5 separate regions of the Homo sapiens genome follow, and all the other regions are linked to region 1. The links are chromatin contacts, found by Hi-C or POLR2A ChIA-PET in ENCODE. All regions are on one chromosome and are shown on one strand. Each heading gives the region's core, a stretch centred on a gene start or an enhancer-like site at or near the end of the contact. The rest is flanking DNA. Distances are from core to core; before and after follow the strand shown. Region 1 holds the start of PTBP2 (polypyrimidine tract binding protein 2). Region 2 holds the start of SLC30A7 (solute carrier family 30 member 7). Region 3 holds the start of RPL5 (ribosomal protein L5). Region 4 holds the start of CDC14A (cell division cycle 14A). Region 5 holds the start of DR1 (down-regulator of transcription 1).

What was found. A loop is a pair of places that touch in the nucleus more often than their neighbours do. ChIA-PET counts read pairs that join two places held with the same protein, here RNA polymerase II (POLR2A). Pooled maps may share reads with other maps.
Region 2: a map of B cell shows a loop between it and region 1 (10-fold over the local background). The contact joins the promoter of SLC30A7 here to the promoter of PTBP2 in region 1. A Hi-C loop is called at or near these places in 2 of 168 maps with a recorded cell type or tissue (B cell and naive thymus-derived CD4-positive, alpha-beta T cell) and 10 of 50 pooled maps.
Region 3: a loop to region 1 is called in a map of CD8-positive, alpha-beta T cell, with 20 times the contacts of the local background. The contact joins the promoter of RPL5 here to the promoter of PTBP2 in region 1. A Hi-C loop is called at or near these places in 2 of 168 maps with a recorded cell type or tissue (CD8-positive, alpha-beta T cell and naive thymus-derived CD4-positive, alpha-beta T cell) and 8 of 50 pooled maps.
Region 4: a loop to region 1 is called in a map of B cell, with 22 times the contacts of the local background. The contact joins the promoter of CDC14A here to the promoter of PTBP2 in region 1. A Hi-C loop is called at or near these places in 2 of 168 maps with a recorded cell type or tissue (B cell and CD8-positive, alpha-beta T cell) and 7 of 50 pooled maps. POLR2A ChIA-PET finds 5 or more read pairs at or near these places in 1 of 52 experiments (OCI-LY7).
Region 5: a map of CD8-positive, alpha-beta T cell shows a loop between it and region 1 (7-fold over the local background). The contact joins the promoter of DR1 here to the promoter of PTBP2 in region 1. A Hi-C loop is called at or near these places in 2 of 168 maps with a recorded cell type or tissue (both CD8-positive, alpha-beta T cell) and 12 of 50 pooled maps. POLR2A ChIA-PET finds 5 or more read pairs at or near these places in 1 of 52 experiments (activated CD4-positive, alpha-beta T cell).

Annotation. Positions count from the first base shown.
Region 1 is chr1:96,720,256-96,723,219 of GRCh38, forward strand. It overlaps PTBP2 (polypyrimidine tract binding protein 2), which reads left to right and starts at 1,529. Exons shown (of 14, transcript NM_021190.4): 1 at 1,529-1,617. The coding sequence starts at 1,610. RefSeq lists silencers at 1,295-1,494, 1,725-2,004.
Region 2 is chr1:100,894,512-100,897,475 of GRCh38, forward strand. It overlaps SLC30A7 (solute carrier family 30 member 7), which reads left to right and starts at 1,579. Exons shown (of 11, transcript NM_133496.5): 1 at 1,579-1,831; 2 at 2,059-2,160. The coding sequence starts at 1,752. EXTL2 (exostosin like glycosyltransferase 2) reads right to left here and starts at 331. Exons shown (of 5, transcript NM_001033025.3): 1 at 122-331. RefSeq lists enhancers at 1-386, 387-1,109, 1,004-1,073, 1,624-1,873, 1,924-2,083.
Region 3 is chr1:92,830,326-92,833,289 of GRCh38, forward strand. It overlaps RPL5 (ribosomal protein L5), which reads left to right and starts at 1,715. Exons shown (of 8, transcript NM_000969.5): 1 at 1,715-1,792. The coding sequence starts at 1,790. It also overlaps a transcript of DIPK1A not described here. RefSeq lists enhancers at 1,464-1,513, 1,517-2,155, 1,684-2,003, 2,156-2,793.
Region 4 is chr1:100,350,934-100,353,897 of GRCh38, forward strand. It overlaps CDC14A (cell division cycle 14A), which reads left to right and starts at 1,573. Exons shown (of 16, transcript NM_003672.4): 1 at 1,573-2,070; 2 at 2,829-2,919. The coding sequence starts at 2,022. RefSeq lists enhancers at 330-759, 800-849, 2,100-2,409, 2,450-2,699 and silencers at 1,350-1,439, 1,470-1,519.
Region 5 is chr1:93,344,541-93,347,504 of GRCh38, forward strand. It overlaps DR1 (down-regulator of transcription 1), which reads left to right and starts at 1,367. Exons shown (of 3, transcript NM_001938.3): 1 at 1,367-2,325. The coding sequence starts at 2,106. It overlaps CCDC18-AS1 (CCDC18 antisense RNA 1), which reads right to left and starts at 1,271. Exons shown (of 9, transcript NR_034089.1): 1 at 1,184-1,271. RefSeq lists enhancers at 962-1,497, 1,867-1,936, 1,997-2,206.

The DNA.
Region 1 (2,964 bases), core at 279-2,778:
TTCTATAGCAAAGTGTTTGGACAAGATGCTCTTTAAGGGTCTATCCAATTTAAAAGTAATATTATTTATGGCCGGGCACGGTGGCTCACGCCTGTAATCCCAACACTTTGGGAGGCTGAGGAGGGCAGATCACCTGAGGTCAGGAGTTCGAGACCAACCTGACCAACATGGAGAAACCCTGTCTCTACTAAAAATACAAAGTTAGCTGGGCGTGGTGGCGCGTGCCTGTAATCCCAGCTACTCGGGAGGCTGAGGCAGGAGAATCGCTTGAACCAGGGAGGCCGAGGTTGCAGTGAGCCGAGATTGCGCCATTGCACTTCAGCCTGGGCAACAAGAGCGAGACTGGGTCTCAAAAAAAAAAATTCTAAAAATTATACACAATATCATTTAGTATATGAAATTCCAATTAGCAAAGGATAAGAGCTTTGCCTGAAGGAGACACAGAAAAACCCAGAGTGAGTATTGAGAGTAACTGGAGGGACACAGGGAGTATTTGTCATTTTTCAGAATTAGAAGTGCATTTGTCCTTGTGTGTGTTGGGGGTGGAGGTGAAGGGTGCAGGAGAAGGATGGGTACTGGCAAAGTCGCTACTCACTGAGCAAATTTTCAAGCGGGTGCCTTTCCCAATTTTGTTGAGCCTCTGATAAAAACACGTTGAAGTAAAATGTCCACTATAGTATCAAGTAAAAATTGAGACCGTAAGATATAGCAAAGGGAGTCAATTTGCATAGCCCATTTTAATGCTTCTACTTTCTCTAACCAATCTGAAGACTCAGTTGTTCCCACTCCCATCTCCACTTTCCCTTTCATGCCTCCAAATGTTAAACTCCAACTATTGTAGCATTTTAACACATGGCTCCATTTGTGTCTATTTCCACCTAGCGTATTGTGAATATTTTCTACAGGCGCACACTAATCACCAACTGAAGTGAGAATCACATTTTCCTCCACTTGGCTTGGTACTACAGGTCTTGAAGCAAAAGCCTGTATTTCAGTCTGAGGAGTTCTACTTGCTTGAGAAAGTACTGTTGTTACCAAGTGGTCTCGTTCAGTGGGGTAAAGATTTTTGTTTTAGAGGCTGGAGCCGGTCTGCAAATAAAAGATGGCTTAGGAGAAAAGCTATCCAATGTTTTTTCCTTGGCCCGCATAGGTTGACGGTAGCCAAGCTGGTACTTGGCTTGGAGTGAAAAGTGGAGGCTGCCTGGGGGCGTCCTGCAGTCAGGGCAGAGAGAGTGTGGAGAGCTGTTGGGAGGTGTCCCACCCACGCCCCCACAAGGAGGGGAAACCAGGTCGCCGCGGTCTGCAGCAGAACGCCAGGTTCCAGAGGACGGCAGGCGGAGGGCGGAGGGAGAAAGGCGCGCGAAGGCGCGGAGGAGGCGTCGGCTGCGGCGCCCACTCCCCCTAGTCCCAGCGCCCTGCCGCTCGCCTCCCGCTGCCGGGCGCCGGCGCGCTCGGCTCTTTCCGCCGCCGCCGCTGCCGCGCGGTGGCCCGTGCGCCTCGGCACCTTCGGCAATTTCCGTCGGGCCCCAGCCGCCATTTTCTCGCCGCTTGTGTGGCTCGCTGGCTGCGTGGCTCGGTTCTTGTGAGCGAAGCTTTGTCCGGTTCGGCAATGGACGGGTATGTAATCGGGCCGGCGAGAAGGTGTGTGTGAGAGAGGAGTTGGACCGTCCTTCGGCCCGGTCCCGGGCCGGGGAGAAACCCTCCCGCGGCCCCTCCCAGGGCTGGGCTGCCGTTACCCAACCCCCGCCCCATCGCACACACCCCTCCCTTTGCTTCCCCCGGCGGGCTTTGGTCGAGAAAATGAGAAGAAAGCGGGCTTGGAGGCTGGGGAGGCATAGGGGCGATGGCGGGGGTGAGGATCCCGGAGTGGGAGCGGGCACCGGCTTGGCGGCGGGGGATGGGGTGGGAACCCCATAACGTCTCCCCGGTCTGTCCCTGCCCCCTCTAGGAGCCATTTCGATCCGTACCTTGGGACCCGACCCTTGGGTTAGCGGTGCCTGTGAGAGCGAGTGGGATGGGCAGAGACAGGCCTTTGGATTGGGGGAGCCTCTAGGGGAAGAGGAGAGAGGCACCCCATGTGGACCCCAGCCATGAGCAACCTCTCCGGCCTCGCCCGGCCCTCCGTGGTCGGGAGAGATGCCGGTGGCGGGAGCTCCGGGGAAAGCCTAGTGGGAGCCGCTGGGGAAGGGGGGAGGGCGTGCGGCGGCGGGAGGAAGGGGGAGGGCAGATGTCATACTCCTTTGTTTTCATTTGAGTCTGGTAGTGGGGGCGGGAGGGAGGAAAAAATGCCTTTTTGTGGGGACTGAAAACATTCAAGGCTTGGCAAAAGGGCCCAGAAATTAAATCATCTAAAAAACGAAGTGTTTGAAGCCGACATCAGTCACATGGGCAAAGGCCAACAGCAATGGCAGAAACAAGAGCAGATAGTCAACAAAGGGCTATCTCTTTAGCTACTTTGGTCAGTTTCTGGAAAAACGACTATAAAAACCCAGAACCATGCTGCATCTTTGCGAACCTGAGTCAAGACGGAATGCTGAGTGAGGTGAGAGGCAAGACTGTGAAATGGTAGGGACCGATGTCTCGCTCATATGCTTCACACCTGAAAAGACTCAGTAATTTAACTCAATGTTAGAAAGGGGGCACGCTTAAGGTCAAAAATACAGCAGTATGCAGCTCTTTTGGGAGTGTAAACATAGTATCATTTAACAAGTACATTTATTAAAATCAGTGAGTATTTGAAGAATCAACAATTTGGTTAAGCGCCTAGAGTTTGGTGTGTTTTAAAAGGTACTAAAAACAAGATTTTATAAAAGTTAACACAGTCTCACAGAATTCAAATCATCCTAGATGTTACCTAAAGATTATTTTCCAGATGAAACAAATCCAGAGAAGTTCAGTATTCCCCCCAGATCAACACGGAAATTGATGTCAAAACTTGCACTAGAATTCATGTTTCCTGATTCC
Region 2 (2,964 bases), core at 329-2,828, 4.2 Mb after region 1:
TAAAACCACCGAATACTCCATACACACACACAAAGTTCTCAGAACGAGAGCAAAACATGCATATATCCTCACTACAAAAAGAAAAATACTAATACTGGAGCATTTTGCTGTGTCTCCTTACCTCGAGTGCAGTAGATTGCAGTAGGGCCAGCCGATTTATTTCCCTGCAGCTTAGTTATCATAAAACGGAAGGGGCGTCTCGTTTGCTCATTTTTGTTTTTTTTTCTAAACCAAGTAGCGTGCATCTATCCTTCTCCATTAGCTGGATTAACAACCTGGAAAAAGTGCCGCCCGCAAAGTGAGCGCCTGGAGCAAGGGACAGTCCCCGAGTGGCCGCCCCTCCCTTTCGGTGACGCTCCACTTCCTGTCGGCCTAAAAGGCATTCCCAGGAAGCTCGGTTTTGTAGTTTCCAGCCCACCTCCGAAAGCCAATCCTTTCCTCCATTTCTTCTCCAAGGTAACAACTTTTAAACATTCACGTGACGGACCACCTTCCCTCAGCCAAACAACTTCCCTGAAAGGCGCCCGAAGGAGCCTTCCCATCCACCGCGGGTGCCCAGGAAAGGCCTGTGGGGCTCTCCTCCCCGCGCTCCACACGCCCTCGCATCCCACCGAGGGGCCAGCTTCTGCCTGCACGTTGCTGAAACTGGCCTGGAGGTTCTGACAAGAATTAGAGCGGCGGCCGTTGCCCCGGGGATGACCTGGAAGCGAAAGAGACCGGCACGAATTCTAGAGTTTCGGGGTTTCCGCGGGTTGAGATTGTACGGGAAACAATGCATTAACCAAACCTAAAAATCAAACAAACACGTCTGGTAGAACCTACCATTAAAAAGCTTCTTTCCTATACTACGTTTAACAGCCTTTATTTTGAAAGACATTGATTGATGCCAGGCATGGTGGCGCACGCCTGAGGTCTCAGCTACTCCGGAGGCTGAGGAGGATCACTTGCGTCCGGGAGTTCCAGGCTGTAGTGAGCCTCATTGTGCTCCAGCCTAGGTGACAGGGCGAGACCTTGTCTCTTAAAAAAATAAAGAAAGAAAAACATTGATCGCCTCCTGCGTGGCAGTCCAGAAGGGTCAAGCGCTGTTTTCGGGGTGGCGTGGAATGGATTCCTAAGATTTGGGCGCCCATAGAGTTAACGCAGCAAAACGATCACTTGCGTTTCCTGCGGACTGGCGGCAATAGAACACGTGGCTGCCTAGACTCTTAATCACTGATATCTACCACACCAGGATTTAATGCCAGTTGGGAGGAAATGGCGAAAGGGCAGGCGCTGGAGCCCATGCATCCGGGAACACTGGTGGTAGGCGGTCGGGTGGGCGTGAGCGGGCTCTCCATCTCCCAGCCCAGTCTGCAGGTCGCCACCTCAGGATTTTCTTCCTGAGTCCGGGTGGCAGGATTCCATCCCAGGTCAGCCCCTCACACCCCCTGGTAGTTGCCACCTCCTGGCGTCCCTCCAACAGCTCCAGCACCTTTCTCATCCCGCCCCCGCCGCAAGCCACGCCCTCCGCCGCGCAGGCCCCGCCCGCGACCGGCCTCCCTCCTTTCCTGTCCCAGGACGCGTTGCGCGGCCCGGGCCGGAAGTAAGCGAATTCCCGGGTGTGTGTCTGTGTCTGTCTGTGTCTCGCAGCGGCGCGCGGCCCCGGACAAGCGCTGGGGATTCCCGTTTGAGGCGTCACTACTGTCACTGCCATCACCCCACGGAGCCACTTCTAGAGGGGAGTAGACCCGGCCCTTCGCCGGGCAGAGAAGATGTTGCCCCTGTCCATCAAAGACGATGAATACAAACCACCCAAGTTCAATTTGTTCGGCAAGATCTCGGGCTGGTTTAGGTGCGGGGTGCTGTGTTTGCGGGGAGGGGGTGTCCGGCAGAAAGGGAGAAGGCCCAGACCTCAGGATGGCCCGAGGTCCAGTGAGGGAGAGTCAAAAACTCCCCGTCAACCCCTAGCTGTGAAGAAAGGAGCATGTGAACTGGGAGGGTCTTGAAGAGGGTACCCAGCCTCGGGGTCCCGGCACCTCCTTAACTCTCCCGGCTCTTTTCCACGTGTATCATTCCCAGGTCTATACTGTCCGACAAGACTTCCCGGAACCTGTTTTTCTTCCTGTGCCTGAACCTCTCTTTCGCTTTTGTGGAACTACTCTACGGCATCTGGAGCAACTGGTAACCAAAGGGGAAAATGGTTTGGGCGGAAGCTGGGTGTGAGGGAGACGAAGCACTGTTTGCTTAATGCCACGTAGCTCCTCACTAGGAGGTTCAGGTCCTACCTTTGTTACCTACCTCTGCTGCTGAGTTGCTTTCTCATACCCACACCAATCTGGTAGGGCTACAGTTCTTGAGTAAGATCTGGGCCTATCCTGTGCAACCTCTCTTGTCACGCTCCCCTCCAGTTCCATCAGACAAGACTGACAAGCCCCTCCTTATTTTAGCAGATGGGCAGAATCTTTCATTTCTAATTGTAGGCCTTAGGTTTACCCACTTTGTTGGAATTGGGAGAAACTTGTTTGCTGCCTCTCTCGGGGGGGAGTGGCATTTGGATTTCACCCTTAAGATTCTGAGAGAGTATATCTGAGATGTTCTACTTAGTTTGTTATTGGGGCTTGGAATGGGAGGTTTTATAAAGTGATATCGGGAGGAATATGTGTCATTCTCTTCTCTCTTTAATGCCGAAACTGTCTCATGATTTTCCTGTAGTCTTAACTGCGATGTAAAAATCCCATATAGTTTCTAGAAACAACATTTCTTGGGTTTTGGTGGCACCTTTGAGGGTTTTTGTTTTTTTTGAAACATCCTTAGGAGGAGGAAAATCTAGTGTGTAACTCTGTGGCAGTGAAGTTACTATTATTCAGGTATTTGCTGTTGAGTAACTTAAGGTCTTATGAAGTTGTTCTGCTAACAAGACTGTCACACTCCTAGGTGTACTAATTCTGTCTTTAGATCCCATACTCCTTCAAAAATCTGATGAAA
Region 3 (2,964 bases), core at 465-2,964, 3.9 Mb before region 1:
ACTGCACTGGCTGAACCAGCCATGCTAGCCACAGACCCCTGACTGTGACCAAGGGGAATAGGTATACATATTTTTAATTTTCTTGTTATGGATTTATAAGGTAAGAAGGAGAGGGATAAGGATGATAAAGTATATTTAATTTAACATGTTGTTTGTTTCATAACTTCTTTTTTTGGATTTTATTTTTTATAGAGACAGGGGCTCACCAAGTCTCCCAGGCTGGTCCCGAACTCCTGGGTTTAAGTGATCCTCCTGCCTTGGCCTCCCAAAATGCTGGGATTACAGGCCTGAGCCAGCACATCCAGCCTGCTTCATGACTTCTTTCTTTTTTTTTTTTTTTGAGACGGAGTCTCACTGTCGCCAGGCTGGAGTGCAGTGGTGTGATCTCGGCTCACTGCAACCTCTGCCTCCTGGGTTCAAGCGATTCTCCTGTCTCAGTCTCCCGAGTAGCTGGGACTACAGGTGCGTGCCACCATGCCCGGCTGGTTTTTGTATTTTTAGCAGAGATGGGGTTTCACCATGTTGTCCAGGATGGTCTCGATCTCTTGACCTCGCGATCCGCCTGCCTCGGCCTCCCAAAGCGCTGGGATTACAGGCGTGACCCACCGCACCTGGCCTGAGCTACCGTGCCCGGCCCACAACTTCTAAATATTCAGATGAATAGTATGTGGGTCTTCCTATGAACCCTTGCCCTAAAACATGCAGAAGTTAGGAGTCGGCCTGTTTCCAGGCAGACTTTCCTTCCTGATGCTTTTGCCTCCAGTGTAAGCAGGGCCTGACCAAGACATGGAGCACCTTTGGTAGGCTAATAACTTGATAATCCACCAAAATGAAGGTTTTTAAATATTTTCTATAAATACGAATTGAATACCTCTTTCTTTACCCTTTCAAAGGTGGCTCCACAAAAGTAGAATCACACTTCCTGTGAAAAGTGTTTTAAGTTTTCTCCTCTAGAGCTCTGTTGACATCGGCCATAGCGAACTCTGTTTATTTTTCCTATTATATAAGGAATTACAAGTTGGAATCAGAAGTAATTGGCATCCTAATCCTGATTTATTCTAGTGGCAGTGTTTTGGAGTCACTTAACCCTGTCATCCTGGTTGGCCGTCCCTTCTCCCAGCTCTAACGGTGAGCAGCTGATACCCTGCTAGGTGCTGGAGAGTCAGAGGTGGACATCAGGGCCCACCTCGAAAAGTTGACAGTCTGTGGTGGGCTGAAGCCAGTAGAAAGCTGCTGTAGGAAGGCAGAGGAGTGGCCCCTATCCCAGGCTTGGGGCTCTCAGGGAAGGCTTCCTGGGGGTGAGATGGGAGGGTGGGTCCATATGCTCTTGGACCAGAATGAGTAGCCCAGAGAAGGCAAGAGGGCTCCCAAGCAAACTTGTCCTATTTAATTTTTTTTTTTTTTCCTGCTTAGAAAAGCAAAATGCGTTATGAACAAAACAAAACAAAACAAAACAAAACAAAACAAAACAAAACAAAACAAAACGCTGTAGCAAAGAAAGCGAAAGGCTCCAGTAATCCTCCCTGCTCCTCCTCACCGCACGGATCCTGTGAGATACCCCGAGCATTGGAACCTGGAGAGCTTGGGCAGGCATTCACCCTCCTTCCAGCAGGGGGCGGAACGTAAAACGCCTTGTGGCCGACGCCCTCTCTCTTTCACACGTCACTGGCGTGACCGTCCGCGCTACATACTGCGCCTGCGCAAGGGCTGTGGCCCTTTTCCCACCCCCTAGCGCCGCTGGGCCTGCAGGTCTCTGTCGAGCAGCGGACGCCGGTCTCTGTTCCGCAGGATGGTGAGTGGATGCCTCGGTCTCGGGGCTTTAGATGCATGGAGGTTCCCTTTTCTTGCCCGTATGCCAGCCTAGGGCCCGTCTCGCGCGTCGCAGGGGCCGGATGGCGTTAGATTGCTAGCTCTGACTTGGTCGAGGTGCAGTTCCCAGCGTGGCCTTAAATGGCTGCCGCCCGGTGCGCGAACTTGGGGGGAGGGGTTGGCGAAGAAGGGTTGCGTGAGCTTGGACGGCGGATTGGGGAGAAGGGTGAGTTTAGTAGACAGCCTGAGTGCGGATACTGCCGTCTAGTGTGAGGGGGCGCTGGCAAGCGGCCGGGCGTGAGAGGTCGCAAGCAGTCGACCTCAGCCTAGCTGGGGAACGCCAGAATGGAGGGGGGCTGCAGGTCCTCGGGTCCCACTCGACCTCCGAGTACCGAGTACTTCGTGGGTTTTCCAGGAGAATGTCGGAGCCGGCAAGTCTTAGATTTAGGAAGCTTGTGCCCGTGGGCTGAGCAAGTGGCTTTTAAGCCAAAATTGTCAGTGGAGCTTGGAGGCCGAGGGGTCCCTGGGCCCCGGAAGCTCCTTTAACATGGAATACGTGCCTCCTGCCTCTTCCTCTAGAGTCCGTCGCCGGATGAGTTTTTAATTATTGGGGTAGGGCCCCAAGGGTGGGATGAAATGTTGCTTTAGCTGATGGGGAACAGTGCTGTTTTAGTGGGGGAATTACTGCTGAATGTGCTCTTGCCCAGTTAAGCTTTGTGGCAGGTAATTTAGGCTTTTGAAAAACATAACATGGGAAGCGAGAGAGGTACGTAGTTGTTATTTGAGGCTAGGTTTTCGAAGTGGGACATAGCGTGTTCCGAACAAACCGACGTTTGGCATCACTGATTGCTGTCTGGAGCAGTGCTTCGCAAAAGTTTGGCACAATTACCGGTGCTGGTCCTTGAAGAAACAAATATGGAAATTGAAAGCGTTTAAAACCTTTTGAAAGCAATATAACAATAATTTTATACCTGTTAAATGTAATAAATTGGGGCCTGCATTTTGTATGTTTCTTTTATTCCATATTTCTCTAAGGATTCATTTTTATTGTTTTATGAAACTACTAGTCTGTGACATGGAAGGTAGAGGAAAAAGATTCTTGACCCTAGTTGCTTGTGAAACCTGGGATTCTACAAGTGACAGTTGTCTGTTTAC
Region 4 (2,964 bases), core at 323-2,822, 3.6 Mb after region 1:
TGTAATCCCAGCGCTGTGGCAGGCCAAGGCAGGGCGGATTGCTTGTGCTCAGGAACTGGAGACGAGCCTGGCCAACATGGCAAAACCCGGTCTCTACAAAAAATACAAAAATTAGCCGGGTGTGGTGGCGCACGCCTGTAGATCCAACTATTTGGGAGAATGAGGCACGAGAATCGCTTGTACTCGGGAGGTGGAGATTGCAGTGAGCAGAGATTGAGCCACCGCACTCCGGCCTGGGTGACAGAGCGAGACCCTGTCTAAAACAAAACACACATTAAAAAAAAAAAAACCACAAACAAAACCTGCAATTGGCCCTCGAAGGGCTGGTTCCCTCAGTCAGCTCTGCACGGGTGCGCCCCCTTTCTCCCTAGAGGTCAACAAGCGACTGCGAAGGAAAACGCCGCCACAAGTTTCTTGCTGTTTCTGGAGAGACCTCTCAGAGCGCATGCTCTTCGGATAGTCGGTCTGTAGCGCCATTTTCGTATGGAAGGGACTGCACTCTGATTAGGTACAGCCTTAGGACGCCCAGCGTTCAAGTTGTTCAAACAGTACGTAGAGCCTCGCAGAGACAAGTCAATGGCCTCTTTTAGCGGGACTCCTGCCTGGAGCGCTTCAGCTGAGACTATGTAAAGAAATTCCTTTGTGTTAACCTTCCTCCTTGGACCAGTGGACTCTCCTCTCTCTCCTGTTCCCTCCGCGCCCGCCCAGGCTGGCTCAGCGGTCTCGCCCCGCCCCTCCGGGACCGGAGCACTGTAAAGATTAGGCATCTGTGATGCTTTTGCGCTCACATTGGCGGCCCAGATGAGAGGGCGTGGAGAACCAGATGGGAAACTTTTTGTCCCGTGAGAACAAAGTACAAGTTATATCAGAGTCTGGTATGTGTAGAGGAAACCAATACATGTACTGTGAGCTAGGAGCTGGTGCTTCTTTTTCAATTGTATTTTTTATAAAGATGCAGACCCCCTCAGTGTTGGGCGTGGGGGGTGGCTGAAATGTTAGCTAGAGGCGAGGCAGGGCACGGAGATCTGAGGTTTTTACGAGTGTGTGTGTGTGTGTGTGTGTGTGTGTGTGCGCGCGCGCGCGCCCTACAAGAGTTTAGAAGAGCATGGGTGAGTGGGCGAGAAAGAAAGAGAATGAGAGAGAGAGAGAAAAGAAATCTGGAGTGGGACAAGACTTAGAGGGTGCAGAAAAGAAAGGGGGCGCCAGCACATCCTAGCCTCCGAGGCCGCGACAGCGCCTTTGGCGATGTCCACTCTCAACCCCGCCGTTTCATTCATAAGTTTCTGGCCTACAGGCCCCGCCCGCTCCCCTGGGCCGAGGGCCCCGTTTCCTGAACAGCAATTGGTGGACGGCAACAAAGCCTTAGCAACCGGCTCCTAGTGACCCGCGGGGCGCCTGGTAACTGGGGCTGCTGCGGAGAAAGGAGCGGGGCTGTCCCTTTAAGGGATGGCCGCGGAGTCGTGAAAGTGGAGGGGGCTGAGGGAGGGCGGGGAGGAAGGTCTGGGGGCGGACCCAGGGGGAGGAGGAGGAGGAAGAGTAACTGCTGAAAGGAGGTGGCGAAGGAGGATCCGGAGCAGCTGCTGCCAGCCCGCGGGCACTGAAGTCCTCCCGGCTGCCGCTCGAGTAGCCACGGGCGCGATCGGGACCAGAAGTCTCCTCCTCCATGATCACTTTGGAAGCCGGGGGAAGACTTTGCCCTGCCCTGAGAGCTGGTCTGCGTTTCCCAGGCGCGGCGGCGGCGGAGCAGCAGCTGCAGCAGCCGAGTCCAAATAGGAGCGGCCACAGCCAGGGGCGTGAGCGCCCCGCGCGGAGCGAGCTCGGGTTCCCCTCGGAATGTCCCCGGGGCGCCCGGCGCGCTGACCCCGAAGCCGCCTCCGCCTTCGGCGCCTGCTGCCTCCCTCGGCCAGGCTTGTTGTTCGGGACTGTGAGCTTCCTGGCTCCTGGGCAGTGGGGAAGCCCCCGGGGGCGAGTGACTTCAGCTGGCCACGACCCAGCCCTCCCCCGTGCGTATCTCGCTTAAGATGGCAGCGGAGTCAGGGGAACTAATCGGGGCTTGTGAGTTCATGAAAGGTGAGGAGCAGCCGCCCCGCATCTTCCAACGCTTTCTTGCCCCCAACTCTTCACTTCCCGCGCCACTGTCCCCACCTTCTCCTGAGGCTGCCAGTGTCCTGCAGCCGCTGCGCGCGCTCTCGTCCCCTCTAGGGACTCTCCTTTCTCCGAGGACCCCCTGCTTCCGGCTTCTCTTTCTTGTGTCCCTTGCTCCCTCTGCAGCTCCCTCGGATGGCCTCTCGGCCTCGTAATGGGACAGCACCGGCTTCTGCCCGTACTCCGGCACTCAGCAGCTCATGGGGAGCCTGCTCCGGATGCTCACCGGTCACCTTTACTCCACCATCGCAGGCTTCGGTTTTCGGGACACCCCCAACCACACCCCCCAAGTCTCTCTCCCTTCCTCTTTTTCAAATCTCCGAAGCTGCGTCGGGAGGCTCACCTCTTTCTTCCCCTTCTCGCAGCTGCTGAGGTCTGGAGATTTGGGAACCAAACTTGCACCTCCAGTTCTGCGGGTACCCCCAGCTCCTGCCTACTCTGCTGGCCTGAAACAAGGGAAATGTGGGTGCTCTGAGCCCCGCTGAGTTCCTCGGTCAGGTCCTCCTCTTGCCTAACTGTTGTGCTCTTGAGTCTCTAGCTTTCTGGGAGGGATGAGGTTTCTGCAAGAATTCCACGTGTTAATGGGGTCTTTAAATTGTGATCCTTCGTATGTTACCACCCACCTTCACTTCCACTTCTCTACTTCTCATATGTTTTTTCTGTCTTTTAAACTTGTCTTTCAGATCGGTTATATTTTGCTACTTTAAGGAATAGACCAAAAAGCACAGTAAATACCCACTATTTCTCCATCGATGAGGAGCTGGTCTATGAAAAGTAAGTTTATGTTTTGTTTTTTTTTCTCTTGGCCATTCAGCTTGT
Region 5 (2,964 bases), core at 117-2,616, 3.4 Mb before region 1:
AGTATAGCCTCTTCTTCCACATGACAGTATGACAGACTCAGTTTTTTTACTTTTTTTTTTTTTTTATCTTTTTTGAGACAAAGAATCTTGTTCTGTCACCCAGGCTGGAAGTGCAGTGGCACAACCGCAACTCACTGCAGCCTTGACCCCCTGGCTCAATCGATCCTCCCACCTCGCCCTCCAGAGTAGCCGGGACTACGGGTGCCTGCCACCAAGCCTGGTGAAAAAAAAACCCGTGTTTCATATTGTCATATAGAAGAGGCTATACTATAAACAGTGGGATGTTGGAATATATATTTATATATATAAATATATATTATATATATATATATATATATTTTTTTTTTTTGTAGGGACGGGTCTCACTATGTTGCCCAGGCGGGTCTTGAACTCCTGGGCTCATGTGATCCCCCTGCCTCAGCCTCCCAAAGTGTTGGGTTTACAGGTATGATGAGCCACAACGCCTGGCTGACACACTTTTTTTTTTTTTAAATGCAATTTCTGTTTAGACCTTGACACCTGTTGATATTACTAGTCACTATGGAAAGAAGTAAAAACAGTTGCTTAAGATGCTCTAACACTTTTTTCCCCTGTAGAAGCCAACATGGAATACAACATGAAAACTGTCTAAATGGGAACCTTCTAATATAGCTCATTGTATGCCATGCATTTCCACTCCATTTCCACTATGTTGGAACTGACTTCTGCTTTCCTACTTAGCCATTAGGCGACTTAGTTGCCTCTAGGCAAGTAACTTCTCTGAAATGTTTCATTTTTCATGAAGTTTAAAAAAAAAAAGGTGAAGGACTTTAGAGAGCTTTGAACCGAATAAGGTCTATCAGACATCTTGAAAAGCTTTTTCTCCAGACGACGCAGAAACAGGCACACGGGGTTCTGCTTTCCCCACCTCCCACCCCCAAGCCCAGGTCCCATTCTTCTCACTTTCAATCCTCATTTGGGCTCCTAAAGGAATAGCAAAGAGAGTTATTTTATCAATACCAGCGCTCCTCTGTCCCCAAATCCAGCTAGGGAAGGTTTCGGAGGCCTCAGCTACTTGAGAGAGGGTAGAGACGATCCTTCCTCGCCTATCTACCCAGCCACCCACCCCTTCCCAGATGTAGCGTCCGGGCCCCAGACCAAGCGCGTGCTTGGAGCTCTCCGGTACAGTGAGGCGCGCGCTTGCCTGGCTAGGGTCCCTGTGAAGGAATGGGATCCCGAGGTGCTTGCCAGGACCGTAGCAGGCGGAAGCTGCTGGCAGCGCGAACGGGCGGCTCCCGCCGGCGTGGGTGGGGGAAGGGCGGCAGCCACACCCGGAAGTCGGTCCGGGAGGGAGGGGGAAATCTGAGGGAACGAGGCTTCCGGTGGCGCAAAGGGTGTCGGGAGCGGCTTCCTGCAAACCTTCCCTGGCATCTGGAGGGACCACCGTTGCCGCGTCTTCGGCTTCCACGATCTGCGTTCGGGCTACGCGGCCACGGCGGCAGCCACTGCGACTCCCACTGTGCCTGGCTCTGTCCATATTAGTTCCCAGGCGGCCGTCGCCGTTCCAGCAGCGGCAGCGGCAGCGGCAGCGGCGGACATGTTGTGAGGCGGCGGCGCGGGTGTCTGAAGGATGGTTTGGCCGAGGCGGCGGCAACGGCTGCTGGCGGCGGCGGCAGCGGCAGCGGGGCCTCGGGCTCTATAGAGCCGAGCCCGCTGGGTACCCGCCCGGTACCGCGGCGAGGCCAGTGCCCCTGGATCTTGCCTCTGCTCCGACGCCGTTGGGGACCAGTTAGGCGACAGCGCCCGCCCCTCTGAGGAGACACGAAGGTGGTTCCCCAGCCGCTCAAATTTCCGGACCACCGCGCTTTCCCCTCCTCAGCCTGGGCTGTGCTCTCTCTAGAATCCTCGGGCCCCCACTTTCTTCCCAAACTCATCCTAAATCTCTCACACACGCGAGTGTTCCCAGCCCTCAAGCCAGCTGCTCCTCCGTTCATTTTCTGCACCCTCTTCGCAAAGCACCCCCCGGGATCACTCTCCGAGGGCGACTTTTTGAGAAATCTCGGTGGAGTAGTGGACCAGAGCTGGGGAGTTTTTAAAAGCCGGGGCGCGAGAAACAGGAAGGTACTATGGCTTCCTCGTCTGGCAACGATGATGATCTCACTATCCCCAGAGCTGCTATCAATAAAATGATCAAAGAGACTCTTCCTAATGTCCGGGTGGCCAACGATGCTCGAGAGCTGGTGGTGAACTGCTGCACTGAATTCATTCACCTTATATCTTCTGAAGCCAATGAGATTTGTAACAAATCGGAAAAGAAGACCATCTCACCAGAGCATGTCATACAAGGTAAGTCGTGTGTGAGAGCTGGTTTGAATGAGGTTCTAGGGTAGCAGTCTGCTAATCGCGTGACCCTTTCGTGTCAAAGCCTCCATTCCTCTTCCCTGGTAAGTAACTTAATGAAAAAGCCAGACTGGCATGTAGGCAGCCGGTGCTTTAAAAACAATCCCTTTGTAGCATTTTTGCAGTACTTTTCATCCAGCGAATACATGTAAGGAGTGCAAACATTTAGGTCAGCGTCCCCAAAACGTAAAGAATAAGAGTGATCTCACTTTACAGCCAGGTAAGCCGAAGCAACAAGAATTACTTGCCTGAAGTTGAACTTAGATAATAATTAAGGAACGCAGAAATTCTCCTTTGGAAAGTTAAAATTCAGACGGAGGAACTTCAACGTGGGTGGAGACAGAGCACCCCCTTCCCCACCTGACCTTTCACCAATGTAGAGGAAAAGATTTATTTTCTGAACACATGAGTTAAAAAATTCTTAACATACAATGTGTTCAACGTTGTCAAGTTTATCGTTGTTAAATAAAAGGTGTATGTTTTCTGCTCTAAAAATGGTTTGATGGTACGTTCATGAATGAGTTACCAAATAACTCCTGTTCCATTCTGTAAGAATAGGGTGAACTTTAAATTTTCGTTTTTTTC